Linked DNA regions of Homo sapiens: all the other regions are linked to region 1. A link is a loop called in an ENCODE intact Hi-C map of the cell type or tissue named here. Cell type or tissue: MCF 10A. All regions are shown on one strand. Each heading gives the region's core, and the rest is flanking DNA. Links, peaks and the distances in the headings are about the cores only. Region 1 has its middle 870 kb from the start of LINC01966. Region 2 overlaps LOC100505498 (a long non-coding RNA gene). Region 3 overlaps TEX41 (testis expressed 41). Region 4 has its middle 810 kb from the start of LINC01966.

The links. Peaks named below come from ENCODE experiments on the same cell type or tissue, not always from the same donor. Only the 100,000 strongest peaks of a DNase experiment are listed, where the experiment ranks them.
Region 2: a loop joins it to region 1, with 12 times the contacts of the local background. A loop is called at or near these places in 2 of 110 quality-filtered maps.
Region 3: it touches region 1 in a loop (12-fold over the local background); 3 of 110 quality-filtered maps call a loop at or near these places.
Region 4: it touches region 1 in a loop (7-fold over the local background); 8 of 110 quality-filtered maps call a loop at or near these places.

What each region holds. Positions count from the first base shown.
Region 1 is chr2:145,750,023-145,755,673 of GRCh38, reverse strand. No RefSeq gene overlaps it. Among named protein-coding and RNA genes, the nearest start is that of LINC01966, 870 kb to the right of the region's middle. RefSeq lists an enhancer at 3,590-3,639. In MCF 10A, for the core only: a CTCF peak has its summit at 3,016 (motif pointing right); DNase peaks (open chromatin) are centred at 3,283 and 3,893.
Region 2 is chr2:145,154,979-145,160,629 of GRCh38, reverse strand. The region is part of intron 3 of LOC100505498 (a long non-coding RNA gene); the gene reads right to left. Among named protein-coding and RNA genes, the nearest start is that of LINC01966, 280 kb to the right of the region's middle. In MCF 10A, for the core only: no CTCF peak of the experiment used is centred there; a DNase peak (open chromatin) is centred at 2,169.
Region 3 is chr2:144,701,289-144,706,939 of GRCh38, reverse strand. All of the region lies in intron 1 of TEX41 (testis expressed 41), which reads right to left. Among named protein-coding and RNA genes, the nearest start is that of TEX41, 36 kb to the right of the region's middle. In MCF 10A, for the core only: no CTCF peak of the experiment used is centred there; a DNase peak (open chromatin) is centred at 2,899.
Region 4 is chr2:145,690,127-145,695,777 of GRCh38, reverse strand. No RefSeq gene overlaps it. Among named protein-coding and RNA genes, the nearest start is that of LINC01966, 810 kb to the right of the region's middle. In MCF 10A, for the core only: no CTCF peak of the experiment used is centred there; a DNase peak (open chromatin) is centred at 2,407.

The DNA.
Region 1 (5,651 bases), core at 234-5,233:
TATGTAAAACTATTCCATCATAAAGTTTAAAACTTTTAGTTCTCATGTCCCTCACTACAGTTTTTCATATGAAGTCAGTCATAGTGGCAGGTATTTCACATTATTTTTTTCTCATTTGAAATCTTGCAAAGTGTGTCTCATCTATTCTTCAACATATTAAAGGGCTAGTTTGGGTGCCAGTAGTCTCTGCAACTTCAGCTAGGTCCAAAGTCCAGCTACAATGACCAAAGCTGACATTCCTGATAGAGCCAGGCATTTATGGAGCAGTCAACTCCTGTCAAGGTCTCAGGGCTGTGGGAGTTAAAGAAATAAAACCCCTGAAATGGGCAAGAACTCATTTACTGTGTCCAGAAGCCATCATATAGAAGAAGAATACCACCTGGAATTTCAGCAGGCAGATGAAGACATGAGTGGGTGTTCATGACATGTGGGTTTGATTCAGATTCAACCTAGGAAAGACGGTAGTGAACAATGCTGATGAACTTTCAACATCTTTGCAATTACGGGGTGATTCTTCTTCTGTACTCAATTCCAAGCTCTGCAGAGGCAATTTTGTTTACCGCTGTAGCCCCATTTCCTGACTGGTGTGAGACAATAAACAAACATGGAATAGAAAGCCTAGAAGAGGAGAGAGTGCTTCTTCAAAACATGTTCAAGCAATACTCAGATCTCCATGCTAGGAGAAATTTGTGAAGAGGCTGATCTGTAAGCCTCCATCCAACACTAGGATTCTAGGATTCTCTGAATAACAAAATCAATTACTAGTTGGATTCATCTAAGAAAAGGCAGAAAATGGATGGCACACAAAGAACCACTGGCCCAGGCCCTGCAGGTGATGCTGGAAGTGGGGGTGGTGCCATGGGCTGAGTCCACTGCTGTCAGAGTGAGGAGCAGAGCCTGATGGCTTAGCGGAAGGGTAGATCATTGGCATCAAGTCATTCCATTAGCCATAGTGCTTTTCCATATTTCCAGCAAAAATGTAGACGACTGTGCTTCCTAAACAAAACAAGAGAATGCAAAGGTAAAAAGCAGACAAATAGTCTTGGAAATGAAATGAAAACAAAAACCAAGTAAACAAAAATCCAGGAAATCTAAGAGGAATAAATGTAGAGCTGGAAGTAGTAAATCAGAAACAAATGGAAACATAGTGCTGTGTTTTCCATTACCCACTTTAACCGAACTCTATAGTTAAAACTTTTCATCCAGTATCTTAGCAATGTGGTAAGAACCTGTAATTGGTTTATTACTGAAAATCAATGCTGTTAAAAACCCCCTTGTCTGAAAAGGAAATCTAAATATAAGACTGATACAAATGGGTCTTTATATAATTGTATTTCTTAATTGATGATACATAATGTAATTCTTTATTGGGAAGGGGCTTCACCTGCCTCTAGGGAAGGGGTGTTGGTTGGAGAGACAGAGTGAAGCATGTGTAGGTTGCAGCCCCGGGCCCAGGGACTGACAGGTAGCTGTGTGAAAGGCCTCAGATCCTTTCCGGAGGCACCTAGTCCCCACTCCAGCTCCTCCCCCTCTTTAACCACAGCTCCAGAGCAAGTTTGTCTCTGCACATAGAGACTGGCCTCCGGCTGTAGCAGGTTGCAGGAACTGCCAATGTAGTGCATTGTTCTTGAGTTTCCACAGTCCTTCCTTCTCTATCTCCATCCTTTTACAGCAAGCATTTCTCCTCTTGTAAACAAACAAACAAACAAAAAGAAAGCAGTAATTATTTTTTCAAACACTTTCCTAATATAAGTTCTGGAAACATCTGCCTTCTTTCTACACTTTGTAAGCACAGGTTTGGGGTCCAGCAAGCGGTATTTTAAAAGGGCCATGATTATCTGGTACTAGAAACAGCAGCAGCAGCTCCTAATTCAGATCTTTTAAATCGGTCTTCTCAGAATACATACATTTGGAGTATTTGAAAACTTGGTCCTCTGAGGCCTGTTCCTTCTTCTCCCTGGATCTTACCTTTAAATGGCTGAAGATATAATGCCTCAGAGACTTAAGGTGAGTGGAGATAGATTTGCTAGGTCCCAGAGTAATCAGAAAGGCAAAATAGCTTTGTAACTCTGTCTCTCTCTGCATTATTCCCTGAAGAGCAGCTGCAGCAGAGTGTGGACCCCGTGTTTGCACATGGCAGAAACTGGGCTGCCTCACATTTAAGGCCTAAGTTAGCCAACTTGTCAATGAATGCCATTAGTGCAGACGGGCCACAGGCACTCAGGGATGGAGTGGCAGGCAAGCTCAGATCAGCTAAGGAAGAGCAGGCATCGGGTGGTAACAACTTTCAGTCATTACTGACCTGGGCTCTATTCAAACCAGTGACCTAGAAATGAAGGGCTCCAAATCCCATTACTAATTCCCCGAGCCATCAAGTCTCCCCTATGGCCTGGATCTTGTCCTGAAACCCAGGTCTCCTGTTGAAATAGCATTAAGACAGCAGCCACTGCGTTGGCAGGCAAGGTTTTTAAAATAAAGGGAGGGGAGGGAATGTGCACGTAGAGAGTTGGCTTTAATTATTACTTTAAAGTTTTTCAGCTCCTTTCAACCTAAAAACCTGAACCTTCTTTAAAGTCACATGCTTGCCAGCCAGCACAAAAATGGTGTTCAAACAAGCACAGCTTTTTTATTTTGTTTGAATGGTGAAAATACACAAGCCCCCTCCCAAATCAAGGAATAATGAGAGGAAACCAAATGAGAGGAAGTTGTTGGAAAGCAAAGAAAGAGATTAAATGAGTATTGCGAGGACAAGAATATTTACTGCCAAAATAAGAAAAGGAGCTAAATGAAAGCACCCTTAAGCCGCGTTCTTCCTCACTTCTTATCTCTCTGTCACTCTCTGAATCCCTCTCATCAAAGAGGGACAATTATTTTTAAGTAAAAATGTGGGATTTTTGTCAGTGAGGTGAAGCCCATGCAAAGTGAGCTGGATTAAAAACTGCATGTAAAGTTCTGTCTCGTGTTTTAAGCCAAAAGCTCCAACTTTACAAACTGTCCTGTAGATGGGGCTGTACTCTGCAATTCTAAGATCACTGCCTCAACAATGAAGCAATTGTTTCCTGTCTCCACTTAGCAATTCCTCCCTCTCTTTCAGTTCTTTCTGCTTGCATGTTCTATTTATTTTAATGTATACCTTTGTGTAGAGCCTGTCTCTGAGTGGTTAGATACCCCGTTGATATGTGGCCTTCAAGGGGGAAAAGGGAGTGCAGCCTATTCCCATGACATCCTAAGGCTTTGTAGAGCCAAAAAAACCTTCTCAGGAACACCTAATCCTTGGGCTCTGTCCAAGTACCACAATCTCTCTGTACAACTGACATGGGCCACTTGGGACACTTGAGAGTTTTAGGTGTGTCTCTCTGAAGTCAGCCCCGGCCAAGCATGAGGCAAATGTGCCCGACCAAAGAAAATAAATTATGTGGACTCCAATTTTCAGCAGTTATGAAGTATTGAATTACACATGCAAAGAATTCACTTTGGGATTAACCCTTTGGAACCGAAACACAATCTTGTCACAATGCCTGAGAAGGGAGCATGCTCTGAGTGAGGCCTGACTTTCCAAAGACACAGAGGTTGCTGACCAGGAGACAGAGATGCTCAATGCAATAAGAATGGAGATAAATGCAAATGTCTTATGTGGGCATGGAAGAGGGTATATGTCGGGGTTCTGCCCTGTCTCTGGATAGGCTGTTGCTGGCATTGTAAAGTTTAAGGATTCACTGCAAAGGCCACTTCAGCACTTAACGGGAATGCATCTTAGCATAATTCACACAGTCCCTGTGGCTGCTTCTTCATTCAGATTTAGAGAAGTGGTTGAAAGCCACTGGAACTTGACTGAAATCACAACTACAGAACCCCTGAAACGGCATTCATCCTCCATGACTCATTGAGCGATAGAAAAGGACATCCTGTCCTACCCCTTTAAGAATTCCTAGTTCCCCATAACCGTCTGAAGCACTAAGCTGTGAGTACACGACATAGCTGAAATTTAACACATAAACCCTGGAGTAGAAAAACAAAACAAGGCCATTTGTTTTCCCCTATAAAGCTATTTATTTACCAAATGACCATAGAAAGCAAACCTCCAACAATAACAGGAAACAATCAATCTTGAAAAACTTAGGGAAAAATTTTTTTGGAGCAAAGTTAACTTTTTAATAAAGTAGGTGTCTTGGGTATGCAAAGCAGGATGTCAGGAAACAGGCAACCTTGCCCCTCTTCCCCTCAGGTTATTATCAGAAAATGTGTGATCTACAGGAGGGACACTGTTTTGGGACTGATAAGCTGTGTCTACATAAAGATCCCTCACTTATTTCACATGTGCCCTGGAGGAAATAGAACTGTACAACGATATCCCTGGGAGACACTGTGGACCTCATCCACTGCCCTCATATTATCCAATGAAGAAACTGAGTTGCTCAAAGTTGCAACAGATACAGCTAAAAGCAGTAGGACATTTTATGTAACTTATTTCTAAAACAACAAATCTCTAATCAGAGAAATATCTCTATGTCTCAGTTGCTCTTGCCTGTTCAGAGGGATGATAACTATCTTTTCAAGTACTTGCTATTTTGAGTTATATGGAATATTTTGAGACACATGTAGAGATCTGCTAAAATGATTTGAGTGATAATAACTGGGTGTATGTGTGTTAATATGTGAGAAAAAAGAGAAAGAAATGAATGAGAGGGAGAGATAAAGACAGGGAAATAGATGAAGTTTCTGACATCATATGATTGTTGGGTGGAGTAACTAATAAAAGTAATTGCTAAGCACGGTGAAATTAGACTGCTGTGTAAAGCTAAACCAGGATGAACCAAAATTTGCAAATATCATGAGACTTTTATTTTCAACAGGTGGCATTTTAGAATGCAAACTAGTAGCATGCAAGTGAGAGCGCGCTGTAAAGGGGAAGAGATGTGGGGATTTACACACTTAGGAAATCGGGGTGACTAGAAAACAATGTTTTATGTTTGCAGTCTTACAGATCCACTTATTGAGAGGAATGGCTGATTAGAAATATGCTTAGAAAATGCTTCTCTTATTTTTACTGGCAGAGGGTTAACGTAGGTTTCTACTTACAAGGTAAGAAAATCTGCTGTGAAAGGAAAAAGCCAACTGACACTGCTTGTGGACAAATGTGTGTGAGCCAAAAACTGAAATGAGGCAGGCAATAAAACCATATCAAAGCCCACCCGTTGCCCCTATCACAATATTCTTACCAAATTGTCTTGCCTTTATCAGGCCCACCCTCACTTATTTACTGAGATAAGAAAGAACTTTTTTGCTGGCAAGCACCCCAAGTTTGATTTATCATTCACAATAGGAAGACTCTGCCAAGTAAGCCTTCATAATTCCCAGCCCTTAAAATTATTATCATCATTGGGTTTAAAAATAAGGCCAGAGGTGGTGGATGTGTACGCAGTATGACTGGAAAGAAGCTGGTTTGTTGAGGCTGGTTCTCTCTGCCAAAAAAGTATCATAAAAGAGGTGCCTAGTTCATGTCAGACCTAAGGAAATATTTTCCCCAAGCTGTTTGCAGATAGCACGGGGTTTGTGTAGTGTGACAGTTGTCCTAAGAATATATTAATTCTCCTAAACAGGAGGCGCAGACTCAAGCATCCTCTCTGAATATAATGGTGATCTTATTTGCC
Region 2 (5,651 bases), core at 240-5,239, 600 kb after region 1:
CCAGGAAACAAGTTTGACTTTACATTTTCTGTCGAAATTGAACAAAGTGCTAAAATATTTCTCTGAGGTTAGTGCATCATCTTTGGCCATCTATATGGGTGATATTCTTCCTTGAGAAATTATGGTTACAATGAGGACCAAAGGATCATTTGACCTTGAACTTGCAGAGAAGGATATATTTTATATTCCCCAGACAATTCACTTGAGAACATTTAAAAAAATAATATTTTGAATAATTTTAGCAACATGAATCAAAGCACACATTTCGTTGAATCTTTAGAAACTCTAAATCCTAGAATATCTTATTTCTCAAACACAGCAAATGCCATAAAGTGCCCTACCCTTAATCTGCAGAGTTGGTTCTGTGATCTGACTGGTGTCCACCTGCCATCATTTGCATCTATGTGCCTGGGGTTTTCATTTCTGGACCAAAGAAAGCTACTCTGTGCACACATGTCAGCTCAGAAATACCAAACATGAACACACCATCACCACTGCCACTCTCTTCCCCCACCCCTATCCAATAAGTCTTCATACAGTGAGTCTCAGGAGGTGGTATGTAAATATCTCAACTTTCTCACCTCTCAGATGGGGTCATTCTGAGGTGTGTGTTTTCTACTATATTCCAGAGGTCCCCTGCAGGATTAAGCTCCAGCCACACACAGTGATAGCTAGCTTAATAAAGCACTCTTTAATGGATGACTTCACTGCCCTGGGCCTCTCCCCTACCACCCTCAACTAGTGTTTCCTGCACCTCCCAAATAAACTGCTTGCCCTCGTGCCCTTATGTCTAGTTCAGCTTCTGGGGAAACCCAAACTAAGACACCAAGCATTTGCATTCACAGGGCTTCAACTACAGTGATAGTTAGATCCTCCTAGGCAGAAAGAGAAAGCGACAGCATGCATTTCTTCTCTTCTGGTGTTCTCTTTAGCCAAATTTGCCATATTTAACTGTTTTTACATGCAATCTTAGTAGACAAATTAAAGAGATTATTTAATAGTTTACACAAGTCCTATAATTCAGAATATGAATGCAACATATGAGTAGCTTATGTGTTGGCTCTGTTCTAGCCCTTGATCTGTAGGAGCAATAAACAATGTGAGTGCATGGGGGAAAATCTCACAGAAATAGCATTGTATCCACACCTGTGAAGAACAAGCATGGTTCGAGGATATTTCTAACTCTGGGGAGTGATAAAAGTATGACACCATAAGATATGCAATGCTATAAAGACATGAGTTAATTTTAAAATACTTTCTATACTATAAACTATTAGACAAATATAGGGCAGTGCTATTATTATAATGATGAATGGCATACACATGATATCATATGAAATAACCTAAAATCTGTTTCTAAAATATGAAAAAAAACTTTTCCTTATAATAAACTCTAATTTCTGAATCACCAAATCTTATTAGGGCTGCTTATACCTATGAAAACTATACCAATATTTAATTGACTTCAAAACTGATTAATAAAAGACTGTCTCCAACATGTATTTTGAACTAAATATTTTAGCATCCGCTTACCATGTCTATCAAAAATGCTTAATAAAACTTTTAGTGTGAGGCTTTATTAGTCCTTGATGTTAAATGTCTAGAATAATCTTCTTCTTAGGGATCCTTTCTAACTGCAAGTTTAAATTTTAAGGGCTTTTAAATTTGCCTTTTTGTTGTTTTGTTGGTTTTTCTTTTACAGCAATAAATGAGTCCACTACATGATTACTCTAAGCAACCTTTGATTTTAAATAAGTTCTCAGAGAAAACTAATAACTCTAAAATTTAGCACTTTCTTAAAAATCAAATCCATTTCTACATGATGTAATTTCTTTTCAAAATTAATTTTAAGGACTAGAAATTCTTCACTGCTAATTGGTACATTGGGTATAATATTTGTTTTTAGATACAGAGTAAACAATTTACTTTAGTATCAAGGAAACATAGTTAAGATTTTATTAGAATTCTAAAAATGAATAATAAGCCCAGCCCTGTGCTTGTTGTAATAGCTAAAATAAACTTGCTGCTCACACCATGGTGACTTAGCTAAGCTCTTCCTTCATTCCATCAAACTGCATGGGGCAGCAGCTGGGCTTCTTTCCGACACCCTTGGCATGTTTACTGCAGCCATGTAACTTAGTCTCAGAGGGCTGGGGCTGTTGCTAGGGCTTGGACCACACCTTCCTCCTGCTTACCTAAAGCCCATTGGTCATGATTTCATAATCAGGCAGTTTTGCACAATGTCAACATAGGGGCATTGACAAAAATATTATCTGTGTTTCTACAGGTGTTATATTTTTTGCTCCCCTAGTGACTACTAATCATTCAACTGGACTAAAATGATATATTTTAAAAAACAATGTCCTGGCATTGCTGAGAACATGCATATAAGGCCATGAAGGTCTACACAGCAAGGATTGCACAATAACCCATTAAAATAAACATTTGCAACCGCAGATAGCTGGACTGAAATCCTGCTCTGATACAAATAACATCTGGACAACTTTTTTTTGCATCTTCCAGCATAAAACACCCTTGAGAAAAAATAGAAGGAAAGCTAAAAGACAAAGGACCACTAAAGGTTTTATTATGTTATGGGTGTGGTGCCATAAATTTGAGGGGGCTCAGGCCAGAGTTGCCAAACCCGAATTTAAACAGCATGTTGTTTTTAAAAGTTGTAACACTGATGAGGAACAATTCAGTTTTCTTACATAATTAATCCAGTGTGAAATAGAGTGACTGGAAAACATCCAGTGGTTTAAAAATAACTCAATTATTTATAAGTTCCACAGTGCTATAGGATTCCACTCTAAGGAGTAGAAAGTGAAACATCTTGGTACCAAGTATGTTGTTCTTATTCAGCAAGGGCCTCAGGAAGTCAACATAAACAATCTCATAGTAAAAGATTATGCTGAGGCCAAAGACACTAAGGTTCCCTTGGATTATGGATCAGGCTAGTGGGCAGGAAAAAGTTTCTTTCCTTGACATTTATATATTGGTGATAAATAAATATTAGTATATCTTACTAATCCCCAAAGAACTGAACAATGTGAAGTGGGGGTATTAGGCTGCAGGGAACAGAGGGAAGAGGGGAGGAGGTCTGGGAAAGAAAGAAAAATGAGCCTCTTTCATAAGATCTATAACATAGGCTATGAATCATACATGACAGTGAATGGACTTTAATTTCTAATGTTGTTCTTTGATGTGAAGCAAAATAATTACAAGCTGAAAGATACTAGCAAGTATTATATTCAATATAAAGATAAAGAAATTAGCCATAAATAAACCCTTCTATAAAATCTCATGCTCAGGGCAGGCTCACAGCTAGCAACATACATTTGTGTCAGCTACAGCTGGCTGCTAAACAAAGGGAATGAAAGTTTGCTTCAGTTAATATTAAAATCTTGCAAAATATTTCACAGTTGTCTCAGGCATTTTTTTGCTCTTTTTTCTACTTAAAGGGGGCATGTGAGAGGTGGCAATAGTCTAAAAGGGCCAAGCCAGAAGTTAGAGCATGGATCTGTAAGGTGCCTTTAAAGGGCTAAGGAGCTTTACTAAGTCATGTGATTTACCTTAAATTCACCCTTTGTTTCAGCTAGAGTGCAGACATAAGTAAAAGAAGGAAGCAGACCTTTATTCATTTGGCCACTCCATCAACTGTGGGCCTAGTACGTTCCAAACTTACTGTATTTGTTTCTTTTATCCTTGGAAACAAACAAATATGAACCACGATTGTATAATTTACTTACTAGGCTAAACAAGCACGATTTTGATGTACTAATACCCATAACAACAAAAGTAGATGTCAGTTATTTAAACAAACTATTAAGTTGAGAACAGAAATTATTTCTTAAAAATGTATTTGTTGCTGATTCATGGATATAAACTGATAGATCAATTTCAGTAATTCCACTATAAGAAGAGATTATTTTCGTTGAGGAGCTGTGACAGTGGAAATATTGAAGGAAGGTAGTGAGAGAATTACAGTTCCAGGTGGTTGTAGTTATAATATCTAACTGCTATTAAGTGAAATTGTTTTAGCTGCAGTCCCGCTACTAAAAACTGGGAGATTACTGCTAAAACAATTTTACAAAGTTTTTGACTAAGGATCAAGTCAATAAATAGGCTCATGACTACCTTGTTCCTGACAGTTCCATTGCTTTGCCACTTTTTTCTTCTGTTTGTAGTATCAAGTCAGTGGCCATTCATTATCCAGCCATCAGTGGCCTCTGCTTCTGTAGTTGACCTTTGGTTTCACTTTCCCTATCCAACCCCAAAAGGCACAAGCATATCAAGGTTTCTTTGATGGCACTGACTGCCCGATGCAGCAAAATCCTTTTAAAAATAAACTAGAACAATTCCCACTGATGAGGTCAGTGCATCACTTACCCATGTGAAAAGAGAAGAGAAAACTGAACACTGTGGGCTCTGAATGACATCCCTATGTGTGAATAAACTATCGATTTGCTCATTCATTTAATTTTTTTCATATACTAATTTACTTAAGGCCTACCTTGTGGCAGTGATGAGTTAATTATTAGGGTGGAGATACAGTGTATTGCTTCTAGGGGTGATAGTTAATGATAAGTGTTATACGAATAGGGGAAGCCATGACTCTTCCTAAGAAAGTTGAAAACGGCTTCAAAGAGAATAAGACATTTGAGGTGGGTCTTGAAAAAGGAACAGGATGCACTTGGTGAGTAAGAAAGAAGTAAAGCATTCCAGGTAGAGAAAAGATCTTTGTGAAGAGGCTTAAAACTGCATGATGCTTGGGGAAATGTCACTGTATGGTGTGACTGGAGGTATGTGACATCAGATACGAATGCAGTGATAAGTTGGGACTAGATTGTAGAAGAAGCCATGCCAAGGAGTTTACTCTTAAGGCAATGGGAAGAATGAAGGATTAATATAGAGTGTGAAATAATCGGCTATAAAAAGATAAGTAAAACTTGCTCATTTGCCTTGAAGACAAGAACAGGCTATTTTCAGTGGGAATTGCTACATTCTGTTGTAGAGTGAATTATAAGGGCCATCTTGGCAGTGAGGAAAAGATGGCAGCTCATGAGGTCCAAGCCAATTGTTTCTGCTTCATCATTCCTTACCATCTACCCCACCTTCTCTTCTGTTCATGATTTACCAGCATAGATCTCCTTATCTACCAAAGAAAAAAGACTTTAATCTCTATCTCTCTCCTCCAACAACAACAAAAAAATAGAAAATCCTTGAGGTTTCAACCTGTGGACACTAGAGCTATACTCCCACGAGGAAAGTGAAGTGGTGAATTAGGCATCGATCCAGATTATGCATACCTCCTTCACCCATCATCACCTCAAAAGTTATCTTGCCTTTTTTTATCTCTATAGTTAGTACAAAAGAAACACTTTCCTAACAGATTATTCTTTCACATTTTATTTTGTATTAATGTAGCTACAGACTTAAAGAGCCTATAGGAACAAACTTTCTAGCACTTTGCAGGAGCAGCCCTAGTTCTTAAAAAAAAAAAAAAAAAAAAAAAAAAAGGAAAGAAAAGAATAAAGATTATTCCAAGATGAAATGCTAGCATTATGACCCACGCAGACCACCTGGAATTCTTTAAACCATTACACTCAGTAACAATTCTTCTCATGCAGTGTAACTTGTACTTCCTAATT
Region 3 (5,651 bases), core at 155-5,154, 1.0 Mb after region 1:
CTATTTCAACACTTTGCTTCATCCTCAGTCTTGTATACGCTGCATCTTGATCTCTTTGAGTGAAGATTTGCCGATACGACATTTAGTACAGGCATCGAATGTGCTCAAACTGGCAGAATTGTGGGATTTTTTTCAAGTGACTGCTTTGGGGGATTTCTCAGTTTTCTACTTTTCTTTTTTTAATTTCATGAATGTTGTCAATTACAGGCAGGCAACTGGTGGGACATTGTGGTGTAAGATATGCAGATCTCACTGCATTCACAATAGAAATTTGGAAATATTTGCTAAAGAGTCTAACATTACATATTTGAAAACAAACAAAGAAAAATCTTATTAAGTTAGATATTTGATGCTTCAACTGTTTGTGACTAATTAATGCCACGTATCTTTAAATACTCCCATGTCCCAAATACCAGGAAATCTGCCAGGTGTCTCGACATATCATTGGAATGATGTCCTTGTTTGCTATTGACATTTTATATCACTTTGAATGACTTTACCAAGCAGAAACCGTAGCGTATATTTTTCCTATTTTTTTGATAGACAGTGTCATCAAAATTATATATATGAAATCCAGGAGGGGGAAAAAATCTGAGAGACAAGTTGAATCCAATTCAAATATTTGTGTATCAAGAGCAAATTGGGTATTTCCAGAAAGTGAGCAAATTTAATTATTCATGAGGCTCTGGTTAAGTCAGCACATCTCTATCTTAACCAGATCCTTTCTAGCAGTTTGCATAGTAACAATATAAAGTACAATTAAGATTTATAAATATATGTCAACAGAGACAAAAAGATTGGTAATTCGGTAAATCAATATATTTGCAAAATAATTTTCCTGATGCAATAATTCTCATATTTTCAAAATGGATAAACAAAAAAAATTGTTCAACAATATTGTGAAGCCTTGAAGGATATTCAGAAAATCAAGAATCAGAGGAAAACTAGGGGATTCCTCCCAACTATTTCCACTGGAGTAGTTACAAGTGTCTAAGGTAATCTTTTTCTTCTCTCCATCTTACTATCTTTTAATTATACTGATTTTCAAAGAAAGAACATCTATCATTGCTTACATGAGGACAGTGGTTGCATCATCCCCTACTTCAGTATATTTTTTCCTCTCAAAACCATGACTCAATTTATCACAAGTTTGAATCTGAACTTCCAAGCAAAATAAGTCAGGAAAAAAAAAAAAAAGAGCGAGCTACCCAATCCTTTAATATTCGAGTGATTTTTGGAATGCACACATTGTGTGCTCTGCATGAGCTCTGTGGGTCTCCCTCCACACTCAATAAAAGTGAAAACCACCAAATGTTCTCTCCAATATCATATCTATGATACCCTTCCTACATAGTAATTCTAGAACAAACCTGGTTTCCAACAGGGATGTCTCCAGGCTGTACCAGTCTGCCAGGATCTTTCTGGTTAGACTCTTCAGACTCTGATCTAACTCTGCACTCTCCAAGCATGCAAAAATATAGCCACAGAGACATGAGCCATGCTTCTCCATGTGGGCTGAAGTTTCCAGGTGGCCTGTGTATGTTATGATTGTGCCTGGCCTCAAAATAAAAACAAATTGACAATCCCTTACCTCCGCCAAGCCAGTGCCAATTTTTAAATAAAATGTCTAGTGGTGATTTATTGCCAATGCAAACTGCCAGACTGGCAGCCCCATTTACCTACTAAAACAGACAAATCAGTAAAAGCTATGTCAACCTTGCCAGTTTCCCCATGTATGTTCTAGAAGGCATTCCAAATTTCATGTTTGTTCTGTTACCGGCTTTTTTATTTGTGTGCATTGAAAAACAAAATATCTAGATGACCTCAATGGCTTAAGGAAATGGGCGTTCTTTCCTTGGGTACTTTCTAGGATTATCCAAGTTCATTTTCCATAGATCACACGCTCCTCATGCAGGTAGAATTGTTGATCATTTATTAGCTGTCTTGAATATCAAACAGAGACACAGAACTGAAAGAATTTCTTTCCTGCATGTAATATCATCTTAGAGGCCTGTTTCCTATCACTTCCCCAGGGAGCAAACACCTGCCTTGGTTTTTCTCAAGAGACTTCTCTTCCTTATTCCTCTCAAACTTATAAATAACAGAACCTGTTGGCTAAGGTATGATTTTTTAAATGTCGATTTAGGTCATGTTTGGTTGTATCCATCCCTTTTATTCCCTATCAAGCTGATCTATTCCTGCCAGAATAAAGTGCATGAGATTTTTGTAACGCTCTGGTCAAAAGCACCTCCTCCTATTTAGGAGTAGCAGTTCAAAGAAGACTGCTACATATAATGTACTTTAAAAGAAAAGAAAAAATCCAAAGTCATTAATTCCTATTTATTTAACATTACAGACAGGCTGGCCTGAAGAATGAGTCTTACTTAAGCTGCCCAAAGTGACTAGTTATCAAGTCATTGAGAAGAAATTTTTTATGTCTCATCTCAATGCCTCTATGTCACTTGTACACAGACCTCAGAATCGTCTATATTTCATCAACCATTTTCTTCATGTATTATTTAATAAACTGCTTAAAGCATATCTAATTACAAACATTTATTATAGAATTCAACCCTAGAAATGTGTGAGAATATGCTAAATTGTTTGTTACCTAAAGTTTTAATGAGAGTATAATACCTCCGGCCCATATGCTTCAAGAACGTTATCCTTAATTATGTAACATGGGTATTTTACTGATATCTGTTAACTGCTCAAGCAGCTGTGGTTTTCTGCTTTTTTACACAGCTCAGGAGGAGCAGCAAGTTCAGTTTCCCCTTTTTGGGGGGTTGCAAAATCCATGCCCCAAACAGGTGTGTGCAATCACGAACCACAGTGATGAACCCAAACTGCTCCTTTCTAAAAATTCCACCAGCCGGTGACACACACTAGTCAAGGTTGCACAACCTTGTTTTCCACCAGTTATTTTGATGATTCATTCCCCCGTGGGGAGGTAACTTGCAGCCATTGTTACTTTGCTCCTGTTTCTGATAATTAGAGGAATTACTTCCTCATTTTGATGATTTCTCTTTCTCCCTCTCTTGCTCTTGCTCTCACTTGCTCCCTTTTTTTCTTTTTTTTTTTTTTTTTTTTTTTGGTAATGAGTCCTGATCTTTTGGAAGGTGCTACTGGACCAGGATTATGAGAGGTGACACTGAAAGAAGCACACACATACACGCACACATACACACACCAGAACACTTCAGTTGTGAACACTTCAAGTTGTTACCGCCTTGCAGGAAATCTGCCTGGATGATACATAATATAATCAATCACTCACTGAAAATATAAGAACGCAAACCAATAAGCAAGTGTTGCCCACTTCCAAGTAGTGACTTTGGAAAACCTTACATTGATTCTACTGATTGCTCAAGAAATTTTTATGGAATTGCCATCAGAGCCTTCCTCATGTTGTTTTAAATGTCAAATATAGCCATTAGTCCTCTTTAAATGGTGGATTTTATTTTTGTAAACATCCAAAGTTTATTCAGAGCCAAGTTTGATGTTAAATCGACCAAGTCTTCTTTTAAATAAAAATAATTTTGATCACAAAACAATAAAATTTAGTTATGTGAAGAATAAAAGAATAAATCCAAAGAAAATTACAATAAAAAGGGACAAAAAGTTTTGAACAGTGGCAAATATCACTGGGTTAAATGTAGTTTTCCCAACATGACTACCCTGGAGAAGATGACATCTTTCGGTAAGTTTCAGATGCTTGCTAAAATTATATAATATTATTTGCCCTCCTATTTCAGTTTCCTAGAAAACTGAACTCAACTTATTTTATCCCGTGTTAAACAACAATCAAAACAATATAATCAGGATACTGTGTAGAAATTTTTTTCCTAATTTATGGCACCCAAATAAACACAAAAGCACATCAACCCATTTCACATTGCTCCAGAAATACGGATTTTCTTTGTATTTGAAAGCAATGTGTCACAAGAGCACAAGACATGGAATGTGATAATCTGAATATTAGACCCTAATTTGCCACTTACTGCCTGTCATCTTGAGCCAGTGACTAGACCTCCATGAACCTCAGTTTTCTCATCTTAAATTTGAAAACCATTTACAACCTTGCACAAGTATTGTGAGGAGCGGCTAAAAGTCAAAAAAAAAAAAAAACTCAAGTAGAGTGCCTGGCACTTAATGAAAACCTAAAACATGGTGACTTCTATGATAGTTGTTACCATTGCACACCAATGTGCTTCACTGAAGCATGAGTTCCTGCAGGACAAGTGCCATGTTTCAATCATGTCATCTTGCTGAATATAACTAAAATTCAAAATTGGAAATAAAAAGTTGAAGATTTTAAATTGAGTTTATTATAAAAATAGTCCAGGGGCAAGCATGATCTGGTTTAATTTATACTATACCCCAGGTTCACAAGCAATCAGGAAAAAAAAAAGAATATCATTACATATTTTTAAATACCTGATTTCTTGATCTAACCTTTTCTTGCTCTCTTCAGTGTTTAAAGAAGCTTCTTTGTTATCAATGCAAAATTATTTCATTAGAAGTCATCACAAACTAATCTTAAGCATGTGACTCTAGCCAAACTAGGTAGATTGAGTGGATAATGGAGCAGAAGTCATAGGGTAGCTCCAGATGGGGAGGTGGTGGGAGGAGAACTTTGGATAGGAAGAACACTAAGCCACTACTTCTATAATTCTTGGTAGCTGCAGGGGTGTGGGCTTGGTAAGGGTGGTGGAGCACTGAAGCAAAGTCACACTTCCCCAAACACAAACTCAGTGGGGTGAAGTCTCCTTTTAACCTGCCCCAGACACAAACCTAATGGTTGGTCCCCACAAATCAACCATGAAAAATGACTCGCATAGCTACTTAAAAATCATACAAATAAATTAATAAATATCACTTATCATTTTATTTTCCCATGAATTTCCTTCTTTTCCTTACACTCTATTTTTCAGAAATCAGAAGACTCTGAAAAGAAAATAGCTCAAAGATGAGACAATCTTAGGCTCAGTAGACAATTTACAAGCTGTCCTTTATGAATCAGAAGCAATTGCTATAGCTGTATAAATTTAAAGGCAGAAAGACGGACTGTCTCTTTCAGTGAATCTTTTACTACCAAACCTAAGAAGTTTATCACCACCCTATAACAACCAACAGTCAAGTCTGCTGAACCTTGTTGGATGTCTAGTCTACACCAAAAACAGAAAAGGAAATTGCTACAGGTACAAAGTGCATGCTCCACAGAATGAATGATGGTGCTTATGGAGCCCTTCAAAAGGATAAACAACAAAATACAATATATGCAGGTATCTTCAACTCTTCGCCAACAGAAAAAGTTCTTGTAACTGCTCACTGCTGCAAATTACTAGTCATACTTCTCAAGTACCCAGTTACAAAGAACACAAACAGTACCTTCAAGTTACACATAGGTACCCCTTTTTTAGAAAAGTTTGCCTTGTCATGGCACTTAGAGAAGAAGTTAGATAATCGTATTTAAGAGAATTACAAACAAGGAACAGAAACTTTGGACTTTTTTTTAATCTTAGGTTGGAATCCCATGACCCAAGATTTTGCAAGTCCTGAAGGAAATTCAGCTCAGGCAACATAGAGTCTTATGATACATTACCCTGCAAACTCTTAGTAGTTAAACCTCTGATTCACAAAGAAAAATA
Region 4 (5,651 bases), core at 374-5,373, 60 kb after region 1:
AGAATAAAGACTGTTAAGGTATCAACTCTCTCCAATCAATGCACTGAAAGAATAACTGTTGTTAAGATGCCAGCTGTCTCCAAGTTAGTCTACTGATTCAATGCAATCTCAATAAAAGTCCCCACAGAAATTTTGTGTCTTTGTCTGTTCTAAAGGCAAAGAACATAGAACAGCCCAAACAATTTCAAAAAGAAGAATGAATTTGGAGAACTTGTACATTCTGGTGTATAAACTTAACTGAAAAGCTAAGGTAATCAAGATAGCATAATATTGGCAATAGATATTAATCAGTTACAGAGTATCTGTAGGGTCTATTGATTTCTGACAATGATGCCAAGGTAGCTCAATGGAGGGAACATGGTCTTCTAAAAAACATGATGCTGGAACCTGGCTATTTATCCACATGGAATAAAGTATCTCTCAACAGACCCCGACCCAACCACACACACACACATACACACACACACACACACACACACACATACAAACCAAAATAGATCAAATAATAACGTAAAAGCTAAAATTATAAAACTTTGGTAGAAATGTGAAAAAATATTTTAACAACATTAGGATAAGCAAATATTTACTTAATAAATATTTATTTAATAGTAAAATCACTAACCATTAATGAAGAAATGATAATTTGTCGTAAACATACAGTGGAATACAATGGAATTCCTTGGAACTCGGGGAAAAGAAAGACAACAGTACAGATCATAACATGGATGAAACTTAAAACCTCTATGCTGAGTGAAATTAGCCAGACACTAAAAATTATATGTCGTATATGCTCAAGTCTAAATGAAACAAGAATCATATGGTGACAGAAAGCAAATTAGTGGTTTTCTGGGTCAGTTGGGAGAAAGGGGTTGTCTAGTTTAGGACACAAAGAAACTTTGGGGGATGTTGGAAAGATTCTATATGGATTGTGGTGTGGTTCTACGTGCACACGTTTTCAATAGTTTAAAATAGGTACATTTTGTTGAAGGCATATTATACTTCAATAGGGTTGATTTTAAAAATTAAGCACATACTGGGTTATAAAGAAAGTCTTTACTAAATTTGTGACTTAGTATCTTTCTGTCTGCCCTCAACAATTAAACAATTTCTCTGATCCTAAGTTTCCCAAGTCCTTATCAGTTTCATTAAGATGAAAAGCAATAATGTGTAATGCATGTGAAAAGGGCACAATAAATGTTTATTTGTTTTACTCATCCTATTTCCCACTTATAGAAATATTCTAGTAACTTATAGAAATATTATAATTGAAAAATTGTGGCTTCTTTACTTTTGTTATGCTTTTCTAATAAATTTTACCATTCATTTTGTTACAACTCTGCCCCTAGGTCATTAGACCACAGTGTGTGCTATCATTGTTAAAATATAGAGTTGCCGTCTTTCATTCAGAGAGTACCTACGTAATCTGCCAGTTCTATCAGCTAAACAATATTTTATATAAGAAGCAGACATTTGCTGAATTGATTTAAATTTTGGTACTCGTATTCTAAATTGTCTAGTCATTTTTTATTTTAAAACTTTTTATTAAATATATGCTATACATCATCGTAAATTTTCTGTAGTGATAGAAAAATGGAAAAGACAGATCACAGCATCATGTAACTAACATCTCAAAAAAAGTATTGAAGATATAACTAAGAAAACTGAGCAGGAGAATTTTCATGGGAGCATAGTTGTTTAAATATTTTCTGGATGGTAATTAACTTATCATCTGGTTGCTTCAGATATTTTTTATACCTTTGACTTAGTAAAAGCAGTGATCAATTTATTAGAGGAAAAAAATCTGTTGAATTTAGTAGTATTTTCCAAGTATATATATAAGAAGTAAAAATAAAATCTTGGAGATCATTGCATGCATTATCAGTTTTCTGACTTATTACAAATCCAAGTTAGTCTTGTTTGGTTCTACTTAAATCAGATATTGTTTCTAAAACTAATAAATATCAGAACTAGTGGCCAGATCTAGAAACTTCCTCCCTTAAACCTATTCAAGTTAGTCAAACATAGTCAAGCATAGTCTTCCCAAATCACCTTGAGAAAATCTGTTCACCAAAAATCAGATGTCTGGTCATATCAGATGTCAATTATTTTACTTACTTTCCAGGAGGAAATACATCATCAACGACAACGAAAGGATCTGTGATTGTAAAAGTTATTCCTTTTACAAATATTTAGATTTCTAGTTTTAATCTATTTAAATTTCATATTTTAAAAATTGATTTGTTTTACCATATTTCAAAAAAAAATTCAAAGTTGCTGCATGTGAATTTTAAAACCTGTGACTTCTCAGATGAGTTCATGTTTACCAGCAGGGCTCACCCATAAAGGCCGGCTGAATATCCAGTGTACTTTCCCTTCACTGTGGTCAGTGAATCAGCAAGTGTTACAGGAGTTCAGCGTGAAATGCCAGGTGCTATTTCAACAGTCCTTCTTTCACAATGCTTAGGGTGGGGTCACTCTGGTAGACCCTGATAAGGTTACTGGAACTGAGTTCCTGGGGTGGTCAAGTTAACATCCTCTAAGCTCATGCTCTCTGAATGTAGAAGGTAGTCACAGAGACCTGGTTCCCTTTTTTGGGCTAAAGGCTACTCAACCGCAAGCTGCTTATTAAACTCTGTCTGGAAAATATTATTCACTGAAATCATGTCTCAATAGCACAGAGTTTAATTTTGTAATTAACCAAACCATCTGTCATTGCAAGGCTCTCTTAAGGGCATCCAAATGGGAGAACTTATAGAACCTTGCATGGTGAGTGGTAGTGAATGGCTGTGAGAAGGAAATGGTATGAATTTCAAATGATAGCTACAAATAGATTGTCAACTTATGAACTCAGAACAAACTACTTTCCTAAAGAGATGCTCCTGCATCTTTCCATAAACAGATTATTGCCCTTTTCATAAAATATTTAGCTCTTTGCTTTATAAAGTAAAGTTCATATGAACATAAATGTTGCTGCAAAAGACCGTCCATCTGTGTTTTTGCTGTGTGTGAATAATAGCAACATTTCCTTGAAAACTTAAGAATACTTACTAAATAATCAACGAGTATTAATCAGTTATATAATTTATTCTTCCTTCTAGATTTCGAGGCTTTCTGTCTTGCTGCATTAAACATCCATAGATATTTACATTACATGCAAATCAAAGATATCAAGAAATAAGATCTCTAGAGGTGATAAAACATTATTTGTTGGGCATGCCTTGAATCAGGTTTGAATTAGGTTTACTTATTTAATGATACATATTTGGGTCTGGCATCATCCAAACAGCTCTGAACTAATAGCCCAGACAGGATCTTAATGACAATTTTTTACTTTGGTGGTTTTGTTTTTGCATGTACATTTAAAAAGTATCAGAAAATTTGTACAAATTTAAAAATTAAATATTTTGAAACCTTAAAATCAAATATAGATACAGCTATATCTTTATACTTGTAATATATTTACTAAATAAGGTGAAGTCACAAGGATGGGAAATTATTCTGAGTAATTCAATTTACACAATTCTTTTCACCTTTTAGTAGTTTATATGATTAAATTTTGATACTATGTAGTCCACAGGAGGAATGAATAAATGCCAGAAAAGTAATGGTGATAGATACAAATTGATTGTTAGACTTCCTCAATACCTTGGCCCATTGATATTTAAAGTTTTAATTAATAGCTGAATAGGTGCTTTAATGGTCAAGTAGGATATTTGGTTCTCAATAACCTATAACATCTCAAAGTTAATATTGAAATGCCACTTACACACGTCCTTTCCTCTAGTGGTGAGGATGGACAGGAAAAAGCAGTTCTAGACCCTGAAAAAGTTGGTTTGTATGGGTTAGCTATTTTCCGATGAGATCAGTCTAGCGCTGCCACCTGCACTCCAAAACATTGGTCCCAAAGGAGTCATGATGTCATTATGCCAACACCATCACATCTCAGTGTTGTTATATTGAGTCAGCCAAACTTGGCCCCATATTGGTCTGGTTCCTGTTCTTCTAACTTAAACCCACACCGTTTGGAAATGGTGTTCTTTGCGAAAAGATTAATGCCTTCAGTTCTAATTACCTTAATTATCAGCTACTTTCTAATGAGAATATTATCTAGATAATGACTAAAAATTATGAAAATCAACCTCAAATAGAACAGGTTTTACCCTTTAAAAGTAACATAGCTAATATCCTACTTATGACAACTTTTCCAGTATGTAATCTTACATGAGAACTATACTTGTATAGTTAATCAGTTGCCAGAAAATAATTGCCAGTAAAGGCAGAGGGAGAAAAGAAAGACATTAAGTTTTCCAAAATTTCAAGCTATTTTAACCAGTAAAGGAAAAGATAACTCAAGTAGGTAATTCCAGACTGGAAGGATATGTACAACTAATATTTCACAAACCTCACTAAAGATGTTAGAGGAAAGAGCTCACCAGGATGAGTGAAACTCCTGGATGTATAACTCCTAATTATATATCTATATTGATTTTTTATTAGTACATAACTGTTAAATAAAACACTAAGTGCATTTCCCATGTCATGTTTTCAGAATTCCTTTTGGTAAAAAATCTATTTTGTCCCTTTGAAGTACATCTATAATTGTTCACCTTAGATTTGGAACTTAGTTTTAAGTAGCACACAATTATCTTATGAAATTGAGCTAGGCAGTAAAACTCCTTACCTTTGAGGATTGCTTGATTATTTTCTTAAAAGATAAATAAAACAAGAACAAAAAGAAAGGGGATAATTCCATTCAGTACTAAAAATAAAACACTATATATAACCCACATTGGAATTTTTTGAAGTTATGGAGTATCTTAAAGGTACATACTTAACATTTCCATTAAAAATAATTAAATTAAAAGTAGAAACTCAATAGTAATGAAGAATTTTTGCCTATTATTGTTTATCTGAAAAGCACTAGTTTGAAAAGGGAAAATCTTTTCCAATCCCACCCTCCCTCCCCATCTTAGTAGAAATATAAGATGAGCAAGGTAGTAATCCATTATGACCTTAAGTCAATTATCTTTAAGTAAAAGATCTTGTTATAAGGACAAAAAATGTTAGTTCTACAACTTTTAAATTCTTCGTACTTTGTTACAACTAACATTTCCAAATTGTCCAGATTAAGCAATGTTTCCCCCTTATCAGTTAAACTACACCTTAAAATCTTATAAATGAAGTTGCAAGTCTGAGGAAGGATACGGAAACTCTATCCATTTGCACTGGAGTAAATAAACATTGGAAGAAAGCAAAGATAAGAAATTTCACAGGGAAGCTAAAATTATTGTTTTAAAATATCTCTTTTCATTGTTATTACCATTTATCAGCAGGCCTTACGTTGGTAAAATCAGTACAGATTGGGCTGGCTATATGCGGCTGAGTCATCCAGTTTGGAAATTTACCGGTTATACATCACTACAGTTCAACCTCTTTGCCACCTCCACACATATTTTTAAGTAGTTACAGTCAGAACAACAATGAGAAAAGAAACCTTACAATTCTAGGTTTGTTCAAGATTCAAACATCACTAATAACCTGGTTGCAAAAAAGCATATTACCTTTCCTAAATGATTTTCAACACATTTGACTTGTATAATTATAATATTCTATCAAAAATGGATATAATGTAAGTCAAATCCTGTTTACCA